Linked DNA regions of Homo sapiens: all the other regions are linked to region 2. Evidence: read pairs that join two places in POLR2A ChIA-PET (ENCODE). Cell type or tissue: PC-9. All regions are shown on one strand.

What was found. Peaks named below come from ENCODE experiments on the same cell type or tissue, not always from the same donor. Only the 100,000 strongest peaks of a DNase experiment are listed, where the experiment ranks them.
Region 1: POLR2A ChIA-PET joins it to region 2 with 6 read pairs; 2 of 35 experiments call an interaction of 5 or more read pairs at or near these places.
Region 3: POLR2A ChIA-PET joins it to region 2 with 5 read pairs; 1 of 35 experiments calls an interaction of 5 or more read pairs at or near these places.

What each region holds. Positions count from the first base shown.
Region 1 is chr3:194,111,396-194,113,895 of GRCh38, reverse strand. The region is part of intron 5 of LOC102724877; the gene reads right to left. Among named protein-coding and RNA genes, the nearest start is that of HES1, 24 kb to the left of the region's middle. In PC-9, no CTCF peak of the experiment used is centred here; a DNase peak (open chromatin) is centred at 1,205; H3K4me3 peaks cover 398 bases; H3K27ac peaks cover 1,125 bases.
Region 2 is chr3:193,795,220-193,797,719 of GRCh38, reverse strand. No RefSeq gene overlaps it. Among named protein-coding and RNA genes, the nearest start is that of LINC02038, 48 kb to the left of the region's middle. RefSeq lists an enhancer at 1,611-2,112. In PC-9, no CTCF peak of the experiment used is centred here; a DNase peak (open chromatin) is centred at 1,409.
Region 3 is chr3:192,906,707-192,909,206 of GRCh38, reverse strand. All of the region lies in intron 1 of MB21D2 (Mab-21 domain containing 2), which reads left to right. Among named protein-coding and RNA genes, the nearest start is that of MB21D2, 9.9 kb to the left of the region's middle. In PC-9, no CTCF peak of the experiment used is centred here; DNase peaks (open chromatin) are centred at 1,186 and 1,976; H3K4me3 peaks cover 955 bases; H3K27ac peaks cover 2,456 bases.

The DNA of each region.
Region 1 (2,500 bases), 320 kb before region 2:
TTTTAGTAAAGACGAGTTTTCTCTATGCTGGCCAGGTTGTTCTCGAACTCTCGACCTGAGATGATCCACCCACCTCGGCCTCCCAAAGTGCTGGGATTACAGGCCTGAGCCACCGTGCCTGGCCCATTCTTGGTCTTTTAAGCCACCAAATTTACGGTACTTTGTTATGGCAGCCCCCCCGGGAAACTAATAGATCACTCCACCTCCAATATTATGCTTAAAAACAAAATCTAAAGGTTGGGTGCAGTGCCTCACACCTGTAATCCCAGCACTTTGGGAGGCCGAGGTGAGCGGATTGCTTGAGCTCAGGAGTTGGAGATCAGCATGAGCAACACGGCGAAACCCTGTCTCTATGAAAAATACAAAAAATTAGCCAGGTGTACCGGTGCACACTTACAGTCCCGGCTACTTGGGGGGCTGAGGCAGGAGGATCGCTTGAGCCTGGGAGGTCGAGGCTGCAGTGAGCTGAGATGGCACCACTGCACTCCAGCCTGGATGACAAGGTGAGACTCTGTTTCTAAATAAATAAATACGTAAAAAAAAAAAAAAAAAAACCTACAACCCCCGTTTCCTTTAACTTCTATGAAATGTTCAAAGGAAAGTAGGCTTGGCTTGAACTTACATTTTTGAAATGTTAACTACAGTCTTTCATTAAAATATTTCATGTTCTTAAAGCTGTGAAATCTTTGCACATGGGGTCCTATGTGTGGTATATATTGGGTAGTAAAATAAACAAGTTAATAAATAATCTCCCTCCTCAACAAACAGAAAAAAAGTTCCCCCAATTCCCTTCTTTCCCAGTCTTTTGAAAAGTAAATTTGCTGTGAACTGGCTGCTTCATTCATCTGAGTTTGACCACGTGTTCAGTCTGAGGGTGTTTCACTTTCCTCTCTAGGAGCAGGGCATGATTGGATTAAATGGGATGCAGAATCATTTTTCACCTCTGCAGAAATGATCCCACTTGCCCCTGAATATCTTTCTTGCATTTTCTTTCATCTACCCATCTTCCTAGAGACAGGTTTCCAGTTCTGGCTTCTCCTCCGGTGCCCTTAATCAAACCCACAGTTTGGCAGACGAAGCACAGCCCCTCCTTCTCCATCCCCATGGAGATCCAGGAATTTGTAGGAGTCGCCTCATTTCTGGTTATTCAATAACCGGCAGGGCATCGAATGTCAGGGCTAAGAAAACAAACCTGCCTACCTGTTGGACTGAATGACCTCATAGCCTGAGCTGTTCTCATGGTGTTGGCTTGCACTGTCTGTCAGCGACTCTTTCATCACAAGCCCGACTGACATCATACTGTTCTAAACACCTAACCTGATCATTGTCACTGTGCTTACAACACAGCCAAAGACAGCAGTTAAGGCTCTGATTAAGCCTGGGGGCAGTCTTGCATGAGGAAGTAAGGGGTCTTTTTTTTTTTTTTTTTTCCCAGCCTTAAGAATGGAGGATGTGAATGGGGAAGGAATGAAGGGGCTTATTGTGTTTTAATTCCAAATTTGTCCTTAACCTCCCTACCTGGATTTCCAGCCCAAGGCTTCACTCAGTACTCGGTGGAGAAGAGCAAACCATCTGCCCACATCTGACCTGGCTGACCAGGGCTTTCCTGCAGGGGAGGGAAGATTCTAGCACCATTCCACTTGTGGATGTCTCTGATTGGAAAATGATCTTCTCTGAGCTTTAGTGAATAACCTGAGGGCCTCCATTAGATTGTATTTGTGGGCCACTTTTCATCACTGGATTCCCAGGCAATGACTGTGAAAGATTCCCACAAAACAATAGAATGGATGCAAAATAATCCTATTATTTATTTATTTATTCATTTTTCAGACAGAGTTTTGCTCTTGTTGCCCAGGCTGGAGTGCAGTGGTGTGATCTCAGCTCACTGCAACCTCCGCCTTGTGGGTCCAAGCAATTCTCCTGCCTCAGCCTCCCAAGTAGCTGGGATTACAGGCGCCGGCCACCAAGCCTGCCAAATTTTTGTATTTTAAGTAGAGACAGGGTTTCACCATGTTGGCAAGGCTGGTCTTGAACTCCTGACTTCAGGTGATCCACCTGCCTCAGCCTCCCAAAGTGCTGGGATTACAGGCGTGAGCCACCGCGCCAGGCCTGGAAAATGATCTTGAAAGCAAGTCATAGCTTCCTCAAGTTAGAGTTGGAAGGATTAGGGAGATACTAAAAGGGAAGTTAATTATTCTATGTGATATAAATTCATTCATTTGCTCACTCATTCATTCACCTATTCATTCATGAAATCAATATTTTCTGAATGCCTGCCGTAGGCCATGTACTGTGTGATGCACTCAGGAAACAAAGACAAAGTCACAGGTCAGTGACATTCATGTGACTTGTATCCAGGAAGAAGCCTGTCCAGATGGCCGAGAGGGCCATGAGGAAGAAGAAAGCTCAAGGAGTGGCTGGGGAAGCAGGGAGGAGAGTTTTGGCCTAAGACTAGAATATTGATTTTCAAAGCATAGGCCCTCGGCACTGGACATCACAG
Region 2 (2,500 bases):
CTACTGGAGGGGTTTTTTTTTTTTTTTTTTTGAGACAGATTCTCGATCTGTCGCCAGGCTGATCTCGGCTCACTGCAACCTCCACCTCCCAGGTTCATGTAATTCCCCTACCTCAGCCTCCCAAGTAGCTGGGACTACAGGTGCACACCACCATGCCCGGCTAATTTTTTTTTTTTCCCCTGGGACCCATCCTCATAGTTTCTAACTCGGTAGATCTGGGGTGGGGCTGTGGACTTCACATTTCCAGCAAGTTCCCAGGTGATGTTCATGCTGCTGGTCTGGGATCCTGCTTTAAGAACCACTGGTTTACTTCATCACTTAATGTGAAATCTCTCTTTTATCCATCTCCTCTCCATTCTTGCTGCTACTGGTATAGTGCAGGCCCTCACAGATTTCTCAACTTTTAGGACTTGGAGAGACTTTAAACATAAGAATTTTTCACAGAAGTAAAATAGGCTCAAAATCATACATCCAGACAGTGGGAGCTAGGATTCAACTTCAGGTCCTTCAGACCCCTGGTGGGCAGCAGAGTGGCTCACCCCTGCATGCTGGGTAGGAGGCCCTGATGCTTGGAGAAGGACAGGCCACTGAGCAAGTCAGCAGAGCATCAGGGACTAGGACCCAGCTTTCTTCTTGTTGCTGTTTTGAGACCAAGTCTCAATCTGTCACCCAGACTGGAGTTCAGTGGCATGATCTCAGCTCACTGCAACCTCCACCTCCCAAGTTCAAGCGATTCTTGTCCCTCAGCCTCCTGAGTAGCTGGGACTACAGGCATGCACCACCATACCTGGCTAATTTATTTTTTTCTTTGAGACGAAGTCTCACGTTGTCACCCAGGCTAGAGTGCAGTAGCATGATCTTGACTCACTACAACTTCCGCCTCCTGGGTTTAAGTGATTCTCCTGCCTCAGCCTCCTGTGTAGCTTGGATTACAGGTGCCCACCACCATGCCTGGCTAATTTTTGTATTTTTAGTAGAGACAGCATTTCACCATGTTGGCCAGGCTGGTCTCGAACTCCTGATCTCAGGTGATCCACCCACCTTGGCCCCCAAAGTGCTGGGACCCAGCTTTCTTAATTACTATTGCTTCTCTTCTTCCCATATTCATCCAGCTACTTTAATGAACACCTACTAGGGGCCAAGCATGAGATCATCCTTCATTCTGTCAAAATATACTTGAGAGTCACTACTGTACCACACAGTCATTTGTCCTGTTCTCACGAGTTCACAGTCTAATAGGAGAACTGGACATTAATCAAATAACTGCACACAAAATTAAAGTTAAAGCATCTTTAGGGCTATAAAGAAGATGCACATGAAGCTCTAGTTGCACGTAAGTGGAAAATTTAATGTAGACAGAGGGGTGGAGGACATTTTTCCCAGGAGAATGACAAGCAGTTTGATACTTAAAGGATGAGTCAGCAACAGCCAGGTGAAGAGGGGAAGAACGGGATTTGCTGGCGGGAGTCGAATGTACAAAGGCCCTACGAGAGGAGGGACCCCGTGAGTATGGGGGGATGGAAGAAGAGCAGCGTGGCTGGAGTAAAGAGGGTCAGGGTCAGCCGGGCGGGGTGGCTCATGCCTGTAATCCCAGCATTTTGGGAGGCCGAGGTGGGTGGATCACTTGAGGTGAGGAGTTCAAGACCAGCCTGGCTAACATGGTGAAACCCCGTGTCTACTAAAAGTACAAAGTTAGTCAGGCCTGGTGGTGGGCACCTGTAATCCCAGCTACTCGGGAGGCTGAGGCAGGAGAATTGCTCGAACCTGGGAGGCGGAGGTTGCTGTGAGCCCAGATTGTGCCACTGCACTCCAGCCTGGGCGGAAGAGGGAGACTCCATCTCAAAAAAAAAAAAAAAAAAAAGAGGGGGTCAGGGTCCAGGTGGCAGGGAGACACCAGGTTGTGCAGGGCTTCACAGTCCACTTTAAGATGTTTTAACTTTAAGAACAATAGAAGCCACTGTGGGGAGACGTGGCATAAAAATCAGATTTGCTTTCGTGGAAGATCCAGGAGGCTGCCATGTGGAAGAGGCAGGAGTGGACACAGGTGGGCAGTGAGGGGGCTGTAGTGATGAGAGACGGTGACTCAGCCTCAAATGGCAGTGGGAGACACGAAGAAGCAGACAGAGTCAGGGACCATGAGGACACCATCATCTCCAGGGCTTCGTGAAGGGTTAGTTCCAAGCAGAGAGGGCAGTGCTGTGGCTGACATCTGGGCTTCTGGAGCATGTGTGTCATGGAAGGAGACCAATATTTTCTTATTCAAAGCATATTGTATCCACAGTTTTGCCGCGAGCATTTTCTACCTCATTAAATACTTGTTGAGATGTGATGGTTAGAACGTTAGTCGTTGCTGGGAAGAACTCACTTTCCAACTTCTCTACCAGATTCTGTGTAGTGAGGACTACTTACTACTTGGTGTGAGGACCGTGTGTTTGGCCATCTTCCCACACCCGGAGCCCCTCCTCCCGTGCCTTTCCCTGTGCCTTGCTTGCTGTCGGTG
Region 3 (2,500 bases), 890 kb after region 2:
TCGGCTCACTGCAAGCTCCGCCTCCCGGGTTCACACCATTCTCCTGCCTCAGCCTCCCGAGTAGCTGGGACTACAGGCGCCCGCCACCATGCTTGGCTAATTTTTTTGTATTTTTAGTAGAGACTGGGTTTCACTGTGTTGGCCAGGATGGTCTCGATCTCCCGACCTCGTGATCTGCCTGCCTTGGCCTCCCAAAGTGCTGGGATTACAGGCGTGAGCCACCGTGCCCGGCCGCATTTTGTATTTTAATACTGATTTTCTTGGAAATCCTGTGTGATGTTATCATATTCACTTAAATATGCTATTCTCTGCAGGGATCTATAGGCTTCTACAGTCTGTCGAGAGGATCCATGTCACAGAAACAATTAAATGTCCCAGGTTCTACAGATGACCTTCTGACACCTTATGTCCGCTTTATTTTTTTCTCCCAGCTCAAATGCCACTTGACTCATGAAGCCTTCCTATATGTCTTTGAGAAGAAGAAAATTTGGCCCGGCGTGGTGGCTCATGCCTGTAATCCCAGCACTTTGGGAGGCCGAGGAGGGCGGATCACGAGGTCAGGAGATCGAGACCATCCTGGCCAACACGGTGAAACCTCGTCTCTACTAAAAAAAAAATACGAAACATTAGCTGGGCGTGGTGGTGGGCGTCTGTCATCCCAGCTGCTGTAGTCTCAGCTACTTGGGAGGCTGAGGCAGGAGAATGGCGTGAACCCAGGAGGCGGAGCTTGCAGTGAGCCTAGATCGCGTCACTGTACTCCAGCCTGGGCGACAGAGGGAGACTCTGTCTCAAAAAAAAAAAAAAAAAGAAGAAAATTTACCTTTCCTGTGTTTCCTCCTAATACCTGGTCCCTTTTGTGGCCCTTAGCCTGTTCTTTCCCATGCTTTAAAGAATACCTGGCTTATTTATCTTTGCAGCACCCAGGGGGTCATGCACATAGTAGGTGCTCACTAAGTGTGATGTGACTTGAGTCACTCTTTAAAAGAGCTCTTCCCAGTGAAGCTTTTTATTGCAGTCTCTGAGAAATTAGCACTTTCTAACCTTGTCTCTTTATGATTTTTAAAAATCCATTGAGTTATACTTTATCATTTTCTGGAGTCCAGAAAATTTTGATCTTATCTCCTTATGTGGCAGAGGGATGTAGGGCAAGTTTTTCTACATTCCTTAAGACCTATCCTAGGGCAATATAAGAAATGTCCATAGTGATTGCTGTAGCTTGTTGACTGGGAACAGCAAACTGCAACTCATGACTCATAGGGATGTTCCCTTCCTTGTGGACCCCGGTGTTTCTTCACAGGCATGTGAGGGTACTTCCGGACCTCTGGCATGCCCATACTCAGGGCTTTTCAGAATGCACAGTGGGCACACGTTATCTTTCTCATTATGGCGTTTAGTGTGCTTATCAGTCATCCTCCAAGTGCCTCCACTTGGATGGTTAATCTGGAACGCAAGTCGTAGGAATTCTTTATTATTAGAAACTACTGTTATTTGCGATCAATACTAATTTATCTTTGCACAATGCTTTATAGATGACAATAAATATTCACATTTGGTATGGTATTATCCTTAGGTCAGGCCTTTGAGAAAGGTTGTATAGGAAGTATTAATCCCCATTTCTAGATGGGAGTACTGAGACTCTGGGAGGTGATGTGACTGATTCGTAGGTCACAGAATCGGTTGGAGATCAAGACTCCACCCAGCTATTGGGTGTCTTCTGCCGCAGTCAGTATATCACCTGCAAAGAGCTTGTAGACTTTTCTACTCTTAGCCATCTTTCTTGGGTTGAGGGGGTTGATTCTATAGTCGCAGACAAGGGAGGGATGCGAGGTTTCATTCCCCTTTGGACTTCTCTGCTCTTCACCTGAGCCAAGGGTATATAGGGGGTGAATCTGACTGAGAGTGGAATGAGTAAATACAAGCCCTATAGACATTCATTCCCTAGGTCTGATTTTTAGGCCTTGCCCAACTCATCCTTAGGGCTTGTGACAGTGTTTACAATAGACCTGGGTAAGTACTTGCCAGCTGAGTGATCTCTTTTAAGAACTGTTCATAATTATGCCCTTCTGTGAGGCCCTGTTTCCAGGAAACAGCTATCTGTTTTTCATCCACTTAAGTGCCTTTTCATGAATTCACTCTACAGAAGATAAAGAGATAACTAGGGATAGTGCTGCTATGAATAAAGCTGACATGGGGAACTGTTCAATTTGTTTATATTTTATATTTTTTCCTTAACGCAAGAAGACTTGTGAGTTAAGTCAGTAGTGGGAGTTGGTATAAGTCTTGTTTAGGCTTTCGTCTCTTCCAACTAGTATTTGAATATCTACAGTGTGTGTAGAATGGTGTTAAGCATTCATTCATTCATAACTTCATTCAACATATGTTGGCATGCCTGCCATGTGCTAGTGTAATTACTGGTGCAATTACTATGTAAGTGCACAGAGTAGTGAATAAGAACCAAGACCACTACCTCCATAGATCTTCTGTTCTCTGGAGGATTTAA